Linked DNA regions of Homo sapiens: region 2 is linked to region 1. A link is a loop called in an ENCODE intact Hi-C map of the cell type or tissue named here. Cell type or tissue: heart left ventricle. All regions are shown on one strand. Links, peaks and the distances in the headings refer to the core of each region. The heading gives the core; the rest is flanking DNA. Region 1 overlaps LOC124904186 (a long non-coding RNA gene). Region 2 has its middle 200 kb from the start of LINC01755.

Region 1 (4,399 bases), core at 1-4,000:
GATGTCCAGAGGAAAAATGATGGCAGCTTAGTTTCATGTCTAGGGGTGGTAAGGATTGGAGAGGTTGGTGAATTCTGGAGATATGTATGGAGTTGAGTGATTAGGAATTGTGATCCACTGGAGGGAGGGGAAGAGACAGTCATGTCAAAGATGAGTTCTAGGATTCTGGCTGGAGCAAACAGATAGGTGGTAAGTGGTGGTGTCATTCCCTGTGATCGGGAGTATAAGAGGACAAGGTTGTCAGTGGAAGGTGGTAGGATCCATTGTAATCGTGATGAACTTGAGAGGCCTATGGATCAATGGCCAATACACAGGCCTGAGGGTTAAGTGTCAGGACTAGAGTTAGGCAAGCAGGCACACAGGGACCAAAATTTAAGGAGGCACTCACTCTCAGGGTCCTGTAAGCACAGGTTAGCATGTGAGAATGAGTGTCTCCCTAAATATTGTACCCTGGGGGCCTTGCTTACCTCACTGTAGTCCCAGCTCCATAGGAGGTAAAGGAGAGAGGTTCTGGTTGGAATTATAAGTTGGGACGATAGCAGCATCAGTGATGGAGTGGACATTTGCCATTGTTTAGCTTCCCAGCATTGATTTCTACTTCCTAACAGCACTCAATTTCATTGGGGAAATTTCATTAGCTTACACCATTGTGTGTCTTGGTAGGACATTGTGTGGGAAATAGGTGCCTTGCCTCCCGCAGTAGAAACCTGAGAGGGCCCTGGAAGGACACACTGAATATCAGAGCTTGAATCTAAAGTCCATTGTTGTACTCAGTGTAAATTTTGATATAATGGTTCTAGCTCAACAGTTAATCAAGACATTCAAAGAAGAAAATGAACAACTATGGGCCATTTCAGTTTGCTGGCCATCATTCTGTCTTCTGGTCTCCCTACTGCCATTTTTAAATGCAATATTTCAATATATTTTTCAATAGAAGAAAATGTCACCCTTTTCTAAGAGTGTGATATGTGAGGATTTGAGGTCTGTACCCACTACAGCAATTTTTCTTACTATCAGTGAAGCCCCTGAAGCAATTTTTGGTCTGGGATTATGGTAGGCTGGGGCCATACAGAGCAGTTGGGGGACGAGAACATGCAGAGTCTTGGAATAAGGCAGACACCATAGAAGGCAGACCAGAGACAATGAAAGAAATTGCATCTTTGGTGGCATTGTTGGAAACTTCTGGATCAAGTCCACTGGAAAGAATTGTGTTAGTAAGTTAGAGACTATGCTGCTATAACAGACTCCTCAATAAAGGGACTTAAATGTGATAGAAGTTCATGTCTTTGTTAACATAACAGTCCAGAAGTCTGCCATCTGCAACACATGGCTTGGCATCTGTAGGTTCATAGTGATTGTCCCAGCTGACCCATTTCTCAGCCAATGGGAAGAGCAAAAGAAGAACTGGAAAGCTATCAGCTTCCCTCTTAAAGACAGTGGCTTGAGAATTGCACTTATCTCTTTAATTTAAATTCCACAGCATGGTCACACCTAGATGCAGGGCAGGCTAGGAAAGGTAGACTCTGGAGTGTGTATGAAAGAGATGAGTACAGCATTTGGGTCTTTGGAGACATGAGGATCTATTACAAAAGGAAAGAAAAGGAGTCAAGCTTTTGAGGGTATTGATCAGTTTTTGTCAAACCAATAAATTATTTTTTTCTTCCTTCAATCCAGCTGGAGTTTGGGTTTCTGTTCTTAGCAATGAAAATTCCCCCAATATGAGACAGGATTTGTTACTGAGCCTTTGCTCTTCCTATCATACTGCCTCTCTATCATCGCTAAGGGACAGTCCAATGCTGTGCTTATTTGAATGCAATCAAATTTAATTTGTTAAGGAAAAAAGAAGGAGGGAAATAGCCTGGGATTATACTACATGCCAGCTACTATTCTACAATGTTTATATATGTGATATCCTTTAATTGTCAACATAACTCTTTGCTTTATTTATCTCTGGGTTGCAGGTGAGAAAAATGAGGTGGAGAAGGGTTTATACAGGTGGTACAATAGTTAATAGAGCTGTGATTCAATCCCTGTCTGTCTGATTTTATAGCCCCTTTTTGTGTACTCCATCCCCACTGTGTCATTGTGGTATTGAGGTGCGTGATGGCATAAGAATTAATGGGGACATGGAGGGAAAGATTGGCAGTAGGGAGATAATGATAAGAGCACAGGGAACCGTAGGGCTAGGTGTCACATGTGTGTGTATGTGTATGTCTCTGTGTGGTCATCCACAGAGGTGAGAAGGCAATCAGGAGCCAGATATGTGCTGATGGGACTGGTGAGAGATCATCCCACAGTCATCACTATTCCAAGTCCCCTTCTTTGTCAATGGCACTCTCAACTCTTCCTTGACAGGAATTTACTTGATTGGGTGTTTACTTGAATGAGGTGGACTGCAGACCTAGAGCCTTCTTTGCTCTGGCAAGCTTGGGGAGGCTGGTTGCAAAATGACTGCATTACACAAAGGTCTGGGATTTAGTGCAGAAAGTCATTTGAGGCCCATCCTGGCTGAAAGTGCCATTGGGAAGCTGTTACATAAGCAGAGAAAGCAGCAGCTGGAAGTGCAGGGCATTGAGCAGGGGCGGAAGAAGGGTGGGGAGGCAGTTTGTTAGTGAGATGAATTTCCAGGAAGGAAAGCCCACCCTCCACCACCCAGGCTGCATTAGGGCTGCCGCAGGACGGCTCATTCCTGAGAAAACCCTCTCTTAAGAATTCTATTGTCTGATCTTCAGGAATGCAAGGAAACTTGTTCCTTAGTGGGCACAATGAGAACACCAGCAGCCAAGGGAGGAAGCGAGGAGTCCTTGAATTCTCTAAGAACCTACTGCAGACTGCCTTTTGGCAAGTGTTCATGGAGCTGTGCTCTAGGAGGAGTTCCTGGTCGAGCAGTCTGGCCTGGGAATGGTGGTGAAGCACCAGCCCTGTCTTCTTGCATCCTGACTTATAACTGGGAGTCTCCAGTCTTCCTTCTGCCACAGCCCAGTGTGCCTTGTTTCGAGCCAGGCAAAATGGCTCACCATCCCTGAAGAAACAGCCCACTTACACTGTCCCAGGTTCACTGTCACACCCTTTCTTTCTCTACATATCTGCGCATCCTTCAAAGGCCTGATCAAATGTCACTTCTTTGGGGAAGCCTGCCATCATGGATACCTACTTTTTGCTGAGCTCATATTACTTTTACCTGCATACCTTCACACCTAACTTATCATCATACGTTTTATAGGTGCCCAGTAAATATATGTTGGTAAAATGAATAGTCCTGATGTACTTTAATGTTATTTTGGATAAAAGTCATACATTAAATAAACAAATAGGATTTCGCTGTATAGGTTTCTGGATGAAATTCACAAGAACTTTGTTGAACTTTGTGTTTTATTTTTTTAGTTCATGGTGTATGGGTTAACCTGCATTCAAATGACATGGTAAATGAATCACATGTCACTCACTCATTTCTGACTGTGTGTTCCTCAGGACGGCCACTCTCTTGATTTCCATCTCTAAATACGGGTTTGGAAACAGGTGACGCTAAAGCTTCTTCTAGCTGAAAAATGTTATGTCCCAGGTCTGAAATATTTAAACTGTGACCTCCCAGAAACATTTGCATTTTAAAGGGCTCACTTAATTAGAGGCAAGAAGCCTTAGGGGTGGGACTTTAGTGGAGGATGACATAGCAAGCAGAGTTCCAAAGGCAAAGATTCAAAGAACTTTCTCCAGAATGACAAGGTAAAGATCTTCTATTCAGCTTCCCTCGAGTATCCTTATTTGACTTGGTATGAATGTACCTATCCTTTTAAAAATGTAACCAAGGAAAAGACATGGAGACTACTTAAATGCATGTTACTAAGTGAAAGAAGCCAGCCTGAAAAGATTACACCTGGTACAATTCCAACTATATGATTTTCTAGTAAAGGCAAAACTGTAGGGACAATAAAGAGATCAGTGGTTGCCAGGGATTCAAGGAGAGGGAGGGATGATTAGGCAGAGCACAGGATTTTAAGGACAGTGAAACTACTCTGTAGAGTATCATAATGGTGGGTACATATCATTATACATTTGTCCAAGCCCATAGAATGCACAACACTAAGAGTGAACCCTAATGTAAACTACAGATTTTAGTTAATAGCAATGTGTCAATATTAGCTCACCAATTATAACAAACCCACTACAATAATGCAAGATGCTAATAAAAGGGCAAATTATGTGTGAAAGGAAAGAGGTCTGCAGTAATTCTTTGTAGTTTTTGCTATATTTTTCAGTAAACCTAAAACTCCTCAAAAAATAAAGTTTATTAATAAAAAATGAACCACACATCTTCTTAGTCATAGCTAACATTTATATAGCACTTACCACATACCATTCACTGTTCTAAGCACTTTGCACATATTAATTCATTGGAAAA
Region 2 (4,399 bases), core at 272-4,271, 140 kb after region 1:
TCTTTGCTCCCTAATGAAGAACTGGAGGGCCAAGAGAGGCCTCACATAGCTCTTCTTGGCTGTTGCCTCCCTCTTTAAACAATGCTGGATGCATTCTCTAGAAAGAAAAGGAAACATATGGATTGAATTTCCCTCAAATGCACTGTGGTCTAGGAGTGGATTGGAGGCTGGTGGAAGGGGGGGAGTGGGGCAGAGAGGAAGGCTTTGGTGCAGCACACCAGGTAACTTAGTAAAACCTGGGTACCCTGAGAAGCGGTGGGGTGAACGTCAGGGGTCAATAACTAGCTGTGACTAGGTGTGCTCCATACTGGCCACAGTAGGACAGACCTTTATAGAGGACCCTTGGAAATGAAGGAGTGAGTAGAATGATGTTGTATTGGGAAACAGGGAAAAGATGTGGTCACTGAGTCAGGCAGAGGCTTCCAAAATTTTTGAAGAGTCCTCAAAAGTCCGAATGTCAAGGGATGTTTTTTTCTGAGGAAAGCAGGTCTGGCTCTATTTTGTGCCTTGTGCAATGGGATTGAGAGTTTGGGATTTAATTTAGTTTAATGAGAACAGCATAAAACAGTGTGTACAAATCCTACTTCTCTTGCCAAACTACTGAAGACTCACTAAATGGAGAGTCATGATGGGGCTCTCTCTTTGGCATTGGAGAAACAATTGCATATGGCAACTTGGAGGGCAAGAAAGGGAAGATGGAGACTGTTTGAGAGTAGAAGTGCACCATTGTGCTTTTGTGCATGTTGTGCTTCCACTTACAAAGTCCTCTCATCCTTCTTTCTCTTTGTGACCAACTCCCTCTGCTTCTTCAGTGCCTGAGCTTCCTGCCATGATACCCAGGCTTGCAAGATCATGTTCCCTCAGGAGTGACAAGCTGTACAAAGCTCTCTTGCTACATGTACATGAGGACTTGAATTAATCTGTAATTTTACATGTGTATAGATAGCTTCTTCTAGACACCGGCGAGCATGTGGTACTGCTCTCTCTTGATCCTGATCCTAGATACCTGTTTCTGTCCTACTGGTCCAGAGTGAAATCCTAAAAACTGAGCACTTGACTGTTGGCCTGACTCATTCCTAGTACTAATATGTCCTTTCCCTTGGGGAAACTGGTGCCTGACTTCCATCATCTCCTTTAGAATGAGTCGTTTTAGTGTACTTGAGAACCAAGAACAGCAAATGCTCTGAAGCGTGAATCACATGACGCCTCTTTCCTTTGAATCAGATTCTCCCTGGTTTTAAACTTAAGATTACACTGAGTCTTGCCCATCTCCATTTGACTTGATTTTGAATTGCCAGGTCCATTGGGCGAGGGGCTGATTTTGTTGGTCACAGTCTTCTTTCCCAGTCTCTAAATTTGTTTATCCCTTTTAGTGATGGGAGCTCCCAACATGCCATGTCATAAATGAAAATATCATTTAAGACTTACTCTAATGTTAATTCTTTTGTGGAGTCTGTCCTCCCTTATTTAAGAAAAAATAGTGGCTCCCTTTCACTTGCTTCTCATATTCATTTTGCATTTATTATGTTGTATTATAATTGTGACCTCTTCGAAGGGCAGAGACTAGGCATGCTTTGTAATTGAATTGTTATAGTGATACAGTCCTATTTTCATTCCTTGATATCTCCTAGAGTGTATGGCAAGACAAGCGTGCTCAATAAAAGTTTCTGGAGCAGATGAAATATTTATTTCCGTGCCCCACTCTTACAGATGAGAAGGTGGCACTCAAAGAAGCTTGATGACTTAACCAGATCCTCAGTGAAATCCTTTAGGGCAAAACCATGTTTAATTTATCTTCATACTTCCAATGCCCATCACAGCACCTGGCATGTATTAGACAATCAATATATGTATTGTATTGAATTGTAAAGGAATTCTGAAGACCACAAATCTACTTAGTGTCAGGGCTAGGGCTATAAACATGTATTGGCATTTAAAATCTCAGGCTATAGTAAGATTAAATTGTAACCAAGATGTTCAAGGTATTAAAAAAAGAGGTAACATGACGACATCTCTTAAAGTTTAGTTTTGGCAGATAGTTCTTATCTATTCTTCCTTTTTACCGGATATCCCTTTTTATTGTCCTGTCCAAATCATACAACACTTAAAATATGTGCTTGGCTTAACACTGAGCAAGCCATTTCCTTTCTTTTTGATAAATATTCCAGATTGTGAAAAAAAAATTGCCTTAAGTAGCAATTCTACAATGAGATTTATTCAGGAGAGGACATCTATAAAAAGTTTTTTCATGTTTCCCGGATAACTTGGGAACCTATGTTTTCTGAAAATACTGGATATACACAGATGCTAAGAAATGTCTCAAGTGAGCAGAGTAAAATACAATGGTTATAGATGCTAGAACTGCAAGGGGCATCAGAAGGAAAAATGAATTATTTTGCTATGTTACCTCCTGCACACCAGAGGGCTCTGCACAAATTGTGGTTGCCTGCTTTTCTACTTGGAGATTACAGGTTTAGTTAAGAGACTGGTAATCTTTCTGTAAAGGGCCAGGCAATAAATATTTTAGTCTTTGCCCATCAGCTGATCTCTGTTGCAACAACTTGACTCTGCTGCTTTTACATGAAAGCAACCATGGACTACGTGCATATGAATACGTGGCTGTGTTCCAATAAAACTTTAGTTATGAGCCCTGATCTTTGAATTTCACATGACTTTCATGTACCATAAAATGGCATTGTTATTTTAAAATTTTTTAACCGTTTAAAAATGTAAAACTTCTTAGCTCACAGGCTATTCAAAAACAGGCAGGCCAAATTCAGTTTGTGGGCTACAGTTTACTGACTCCAGGTCCAGTTAAATAATAGTAATAATAATAATAATAATAACAACAACTTCCATTTGATGAATCCCTATCTTGTGACAAGCACTATATACATTTTACCACTCATTTTTCAGGTGAGGTGGTAAACAAACATTCAGAGAGGTTAATTTGGTCAATGTCACAAAGCAAGTAAGTAGAAGAGCTGAGAACCAAATGCAGATTTGTCAGTCATGGAATCCATGCTTTTCACCATTATGCCATGCTGCCTCTTAATTTAAAATATGCAGTTTTACAAAACTTACTGATCAAATTGTGGCTCATATTTGCAGGCTTTTGTTAATAGGGCACTCTAGAAGGAGTTAAGATGAGATTCAAGTGTTGGTACCAGCAATGCCAATAATTCCCCATGTGACTTTGAGGAAAGCTCTCGAGTTTTCTGAGTCCTCTCAACCATAAGACAAAGGGATTGGAAGAGGGTATAGTGATTTTCAAGGGCAGTGGCAATTTTGTCCCTCAGGGACACTTTGTAATATCTAAAAACATTCTTGCCTTCATTTGCCACTGATAACTTGCAGGAGTGTGCTATTGACTTCTAGTAGGTAGAGCCCACGGATGGTACTAAACATCCCACAATGCACAAAACAACTCTTCCCCCTCCACCCCACCCACACACACAACAAAGAATTATCCAGTCCAAAATGTCAATAATGCTTAGATTGAGAAACCATGGACTAAGGTTTGAGGAGCTAATGTACCAATTATCTCCTCAATTTCTAAGAACTTGAATTTTTTTATTCATTTCATGAATTCATTTGGATTCATTTAATTAAAATCCAACTCATTTCTCCTCTGTGAATCATAGATTCCTTTTTTATAAAACAAGAGGATTAAACAATATAATCCCAGAGATTCTTTCCAGCTTTAAAAAGTTCAAGCGTATGATTAATAGGGTAATATTAAAAATAAATGTTGTGCTATTAATTCCAAGATAACACGAGTCATTTTTATACTTTTGTCTCATTAACTAGTGCTGCCCAACTCCCTCATCCTCACAGGGCAAAGTTTGTAAATTTGAAGTTCATGGCCTGAACTCAGCCTGCAGATGTGTTTTGTTTGGCCAATAGAGTGTATTAGAACTTTGAGAGTTAGTGGCCAACATTTAAAAGACTGGATATTTCCAATCAACATCCACATTTCCAGATTTTTTTTTTTTTAAATCATAAGATCTAGCAACTCTGGACTTGATTCTTGCATGGCAATGGCTAGCTGAGGCTGAATAAAGCTATTTCTTTAGATGAGGCCTAGTTCTCCTTTAACCAGACTTCATAGCTCACAAATTTGAACTATACCTGGCCATCTTCATTTATTTATATGACTTCTGTCCCTACCTGCCTGGCTCCTCAAGGTAGCTGAATTTGCTCCTCCTGTCCTAGAATTCTCCATGTGCTCATGGAATGCCCAGAAATGCACACGGTGGGCACTTAGAATTGTGGAATTTTAGAATAAATGAAATACATGTTAAACCCTGCAATTGAGTCTAAGTAAACAAGAGGATAGGAACAGGATGAGGAGAACAGTCTTTGCAGCAGCTTGTAAAAACATCTTAAGAGTTTTAAC

What was found. Peaks named below come from ENCODE experiments on the same cell type or tissue, not always from the same donor. Only the 100,000 strongest peaks of a DNase experiment are listed, where the experiment ranks them.
Region 2: it touches region 1 in a loop (2.4-fold over the local background); 1 of 110 quality-filtered maps calls a loop at or near these places.

The regions. Positions count from the first base shown.
Region 1 is chr1:56,289,894-56,294,292 of GRCh38, reverse strand. All of the region lies in intron 1 of LOC124904186 (a long non-coding RNA gene), which reads left to right. Among named protein-coding and RNA genes, the nearest start is that of LINC01767, 120 kb to the left of the region's middle. In heart left ventricle, for the core only: no CTCF peak of the experiment used is centred there; no DNase peak of the experiment used is centred there; H3K27ac peaks cover 650 bases.
Region 2 is chr1:56,146,699-56,151,097 of GRCh38, reverse strand. No RefSeq gene overlaps it. Among named protein-coding and RNA genes, the nearest start is that of LINC01755, 200 kb to the right of the region's middle. In heart left ventricle, for the core only: a CTCF peak has its summit at 2,405 (motif pointing right); no DNase peak of the experiment used is centred there; H3K27ac peaks cover 285 bases.